Regions from separate parts of the Homo sapiens genome. Here region 1 is linked to region 2. Evidence: read pairs that join two places in POLR2A ChIA-PET (ENCODE). Cell type or tissue: MCF 10A. All regions are shown on one strand.

Region 1 (2,500 bases), 67 kb after region 2:
TGGTGAAGCCAACCATAAACTTCTCAGGAGTGACATGTGCTTCCTTCAAAGGCATTTTTGTTAACCATATCCTTCTGAGTTCTATGTTTCCTTCACAGCTGTTCTATCCATTTTGTGGACTGTCCCCCACCCCCACCCCATCATTGTTTTTAAAAAATTAAGGCCTGGCGCAGCAGCTCATGCCTATAATCCCAGCACTTTGGGAGGCTGAGGCGGGCGGATCACTTGAGGCCAGGAGTTTGAGACCAGCCCAGGCAACATAGCAAAACCCCATTCTGCTTTAAAAAAAAAAAAAAAAAAAATTAGCTTGGCGTAGTGGCATGTGCCTATAATCCCAGCTACTGGGGAGGCTGAGGCACAAGAATCATTTGAACCTGGGAGGTAGAGGTTGCTGTGAGCCGAGATTACGCCCCTGCACTCCAGCCTGGGTCACAGAGTGAGACTCCATCTCAGAAAAAAAAAAAATTGAGTCAGGTGCAGTAGCTCCTTCCTGTAGTCCCAGCTACTTGGGAGGCTGAGGCTAGAGGATCACTTGAGCCCAGGAGTTTGAGTCTAGTCTGGGCAACATAGCAAGACCCCATCTCTAAAATTTAAGTAAGTAAAAGTAGATAAATAAAAAGAAAAAAAAACTGTTTATGTGCTCATCATAAAGTAGAAGAGTGGTTTGCTTTTTTTTTTTTTTTTGGATTAATGAGGAAATCATTCTGTGGCTCTAGTCATAATTTATGCTTAATAACATTGATAGTAGCCCTTTGCGCTATAACTCTACCTAAAGACTCACATCATTTGGCAGAGAGAGAGTCGTTGAAGTCCCAGGAATTCAGGACTGGGCAGGTTAAGACCTCAGACAAGGTAGTAGAGGTAGACTTGTGGACAAGGCTCGGGTCCCAGCCCACCGCACCCCAACTTTAATCAGAGTGGTTCACTATTGATCTATTTTTGTGTGATAGCTGTGTGGCGTGGGCCACAACATTTAATGAGAAGTTACTGTGCACCAAACTGCCGAACACCATTCTAAACTATTCATATATATTAGTCATTTAATTCTTACATAACTTGAGAGGTAGACAGATATCCTTATTTTAGAGATGAGGAAACCAAGAGAACTTAGGTCATTAGCGCAAGGTTGTAGAGTAAGCGGCAAAGCCAAGACACAAAGCTGGGTGGTTTGGTTTCAGAGCCAGTGCTTTTCCCCTCTACTGTACTGCCTCTCAACCAACACAGGGTTGCACAGGCCCATTCTCTGATTTTTTTCCTCTTGTCCTCTGCCTCTCCCTCTAGCTCCCACTTCCTCTCTGCTCTAGTTCATTTTCTTTAGAGCAGCCCGAGTGATCATGAAGTGCAAATCTTGCCATGTCAGTCCCCTGCTTAGAACCCTCCAATGGCTCACTTTCTCTTTAGGCAAAAGTCTTTACCCCATGCCTTCTCCCATCTCATCTCAACCCCCTCATTTGTTGGCTGTCTGCTGTCAGCCACTCTTCTTTCAGGTCCTCAGATGCACTGCACCCTCTCCTGCCTGGGGGTCTTTGCTCCTGCTACTACCTCTGCTTGAACAGCTCCTCACCTTCCTTCCTCCAACCCTACCCTTGTATAGGTGACTTTTGTTCATCCTTCAGAATTCAACTCACATGTCTCTTGCATGGAGAACCCTCACCTACTGTGTTGAGACCCTGTCCAGCCCCCAGGTGGGATCCTCTCTCGACTTCCCATACATTTCTTTCACAGCATTTACATAGTCCATGATAGTTTACTTGTGGGATTATTTGGTTAATCTTTGCCTTTAACACCAGGGTTCCTTGGGTGAAGGAGCTTCTTTATCTTGGTAACAGCATTATTTCAAGCATAACTTGTAATATAGTTATATTACATATATAACATATATATATATAACATAACATATATAACATATATAACAAGCATAACTTGTTATATAGTCTTGTATATAGTAAGACCTCAATAAATATTTGGAGAACAAATGAATGTTGAATGCACACATCAATAGTGAAACTTCTATAGCTGCATTTGGCCTCAGAATCTCCGTCAGCATTGGAATTTACAGCCTTAACAGCCTTTATTGTCTTAAGGGTTGAGAAAAGAGGCCCTAATGCATGGACTGCTGGGCAGATGTGATAGGTGATTGCACAGGCCCCACCCACGCAGATCTGCTCACCCAAGGGGTTTCTGCCTGTGAAACTCTTCTCCCGTGAGAAGGGGAGAGAGCACCCCTTCTTCTCCCGTGAGAAGGGGAGAGAGCACCCCTTCTTCTCCCGTGAGAAGGGGAGAGAGCACCCCTTCTTCTCCCGTGAGAAGGGGAGAGAGCACCCCTTCTTCTCCCGTGAGAAGGGGAGAGAGCACCCCTTCTTCTCCCGTGAGAAGGGGAGAGAGCACCCCTTCTTCTCCCGTGAGAAGGGGAGAGAGCACCCCTTCTTCTCCCGTGAGAAGGGGAGAGAGCACCCCTTCTTCTCCCGTGAGAAGGGGAGAGAGCACCCCTTCTTCTCCC
Region 2 (2,500 bases):
CATGTTGCCCAGGCTGGTCTCAAAGTCCTGGACTCAAGCAGTTCTCCCACCTTGGCCTCCCAAAGTGCTGAGATTATAGGTATGAGCCACCATGCCCAGCCTTGATGGTTGCTTTTTTATAGTTTTCCCTAGCTTTGTTTGCTTTACTGGGAAGCAGATCTATGGGAGCTCTTCATGCTACCATCTTTAAAGTAGAACTCTATCCAGTCTCTTATACTGAAGCTGTGTCTCTGGGATGGAAATTTCCTACTGAGTGAGATACAAAAGACCTAAGCGAGCTTTCTATAGATAAGCTAGGTCTGAACAAACCTGACAGTCATTGTTATCGCTAGCCACACGCTTGTCTCTGAGCTTCTCAGTCAACTCAGCCTATTTCCTTAAAGGTTTTCCATGATACCTGCTGAGGTATAGCAGGTACCCTCTTATCCCTTAACCTGGTCTTGTCCCATCCCAAGGTCTGTTACTGCCAGTTACTACCCTTCTCTTGCTCAAGTCCCTTTGCATTACCCATTTCACATTTCCTTCTTCTCTCATCACCAACAGGATACATGAGTGCCAGGGTAGGATTTCTGGTCATTATATGTGAAATTCTTATAAAACTGACTCATGTGCTTTCCGAAAGGGGATTTGATTTACTAGTCATTTGATCTCCATATCATAAACACATTTTCATGGCAAGCAGAGAACCAACAGATGACTGGCTTTCCTAATGCAGCTGGAATGTATATTAAAATACAAGAAGACAGCACTTCTCCTCTATACACAATTTTAAGGTCAGATTGAGAAAAAGGATTAAGTAGGGTGTTCCCACTGATTCACGCTGGCACTTGAAAGAAATGTGAACTCTCTCCTTTTGATGAAATGGAAACCAAACCTAAAGATTCTAGCTTTACCTCACAAGATACATGGTTAGTTTTAGAAATAATTTTCCTATTCAATCTCAGTTGCCTACTTTCCATTTTTTTCTAAATGCATGGCCTTTCAACACCCACTCAGGAGAGAAGTTGCCAAGTCATTGCAAAACTGCAGACATACATTCCCAAAAGACTGAGTCAGATAGGCTCAGTATAGTATTACTTTGTATCTAATTCCAATGAGCTTTTTCTGGTTTCTATATTCAAGTAATCAGAAGCCACAAATCAGAAGAAAGGGGGAATTACTAAAAGTAGACAGGCAAGCATACTAAAAGCACTGATAAGAATATAAACAACAAAAAGCTTCAACAAGCAGATACAACAATTCAAACTGCTCATTGGTATGGGGCATCAGTCTGAGAAACCTCAGCAGGCCAAGGGCACCACTGCATTCAGTGTAATACAGTAACTGGAGTTCATAAAAATGATGACTCTGGGTCAATGAGAGAAAAATTACAACACCTTCAGTAAACTCTGTTTAAACATGAAATGTAAATTTTAGAAAAATATTCATCCAGCCGGGCATGGTGGCTCACACCTATAATCCCAGCACTTTGGGAGGCCAAGGCGGGCAGATCACCCAAGGTCAGGAGTTCAAGACCAGCTTGGCCAACATGGTGAAACCCCGTCTCTACAAAAATACAAAAAAAAATTAGCTGGGCATGATTGCAGGTGCCTGTAATCCCAGCTACTCGGGAGGCCAAGGCAGGAGAATTGCTTGAACCCAGGAGGTAGAGGTTGCAGTGAGCCAAAATCACGCCACTGCACTCTAGCCTGGGCAACAGAGCGAGACTCTGTCTCAAAAAAAAAAAAAAGAAAAGAAAAGAAAAGAAAAATATTCATCCAAAATGATGTTCAATAGGTGCTATCCTCGTATCCTCAGCTAGATGGGAAACTTAGCTACAGAGGCTGACATTCCTTGAATGATCTAAATGGCTGAGGTTCTATTGTACTTACAATTTTAGTTCTTTGGCCAGGTACAGTGGCTTACACCTGTAATCCCAGCACTTTGGGAACCCAAGGCGGGTGGATCACTTGGTGCCAGGAGTTCGAGACCAGCCTGGTCAACATGGTGAAACCCCGTCTCTATTAAAAATACAAAAATTAGCCGGGCGTGGTGGTGTGCGCCTGTAGTCCCAGCTACTTGGGAGGCTGAGACACAAGAATCATTTGAGCCCAGGAGTCAGAGGCTGCAGTGAGCTGAGATCCTACCACTGCACTCGAGCTGGGGCGACAGAGCGAGACTCTGTCTCCAAACCAGACTCTGTCTCACCCACAATTATTTTAGCATGTTCCTATTATGTGAAAAGGGTTTTCAACACTTGCTGAACCCTGGATTGGTATAAATACATATAGTGTTCATTACAGTACAGGCTCCTAAGAGAAATCATAACCCCTATGGAACAGTAACTCACCACAGTTGTCCAGAGTTAACAATAAAATACCTGAATCAGAGAGATCATTTGGGCAAATGTATGGGTTTTCACAAGTATATGTTGAGGAGGAAAGAAAACGTACCTACATAAATATGATCATAATATTTAGAAACCTCTGATATTGTAACTAGCACTTACTTCTACATTGCT

Evidence for each region. Peaks named below come from ENCODE experiments on the same cell type or tissue, not always from the same donor. Only the 100,000 strongest peaks of a DNase experiment are listed, where the experiment ranks them.
Region 1: POLR2A ChIA-PET joins it to region 2 with 5 read pairs; 3 of 35 experiments call an interaction of 5 or more read pairs at or near these places.

The regions. Positions count from the first base shown.
Region 1 is chr9:33,251,947-33,254,446 of GRCh38, reverse strand. It overlaps BAG1 (BAG cochaperone 1), which reads left to right. Exons shown (of 7, transcript NM_004323.6): 7 at 1-1,976. Among named protein-coding and RNA genes, the nearest start is that of BAG1, 12 kb to the left of the region's middle. In MCF 10A, no CTCF peak of the experiment used is centred here; no DNase peak of the experiment used is centred here.
Region 2 is chr9:33,319,195-33,321,694 of GRCh38, reverse strand. The region is part of intron 9 of NFX1 (nuclear transcription factor, X-box binding 1); the gene reads right to left. Among named protein-coding and RNA genes, the nearest start is that of NFX1, 30 kb to the right of the region's middle. In MCF 10A, no CTCF peak of the experiment used is centred here; DNase peaks (open chromatin) are centred at 594 and 1,024.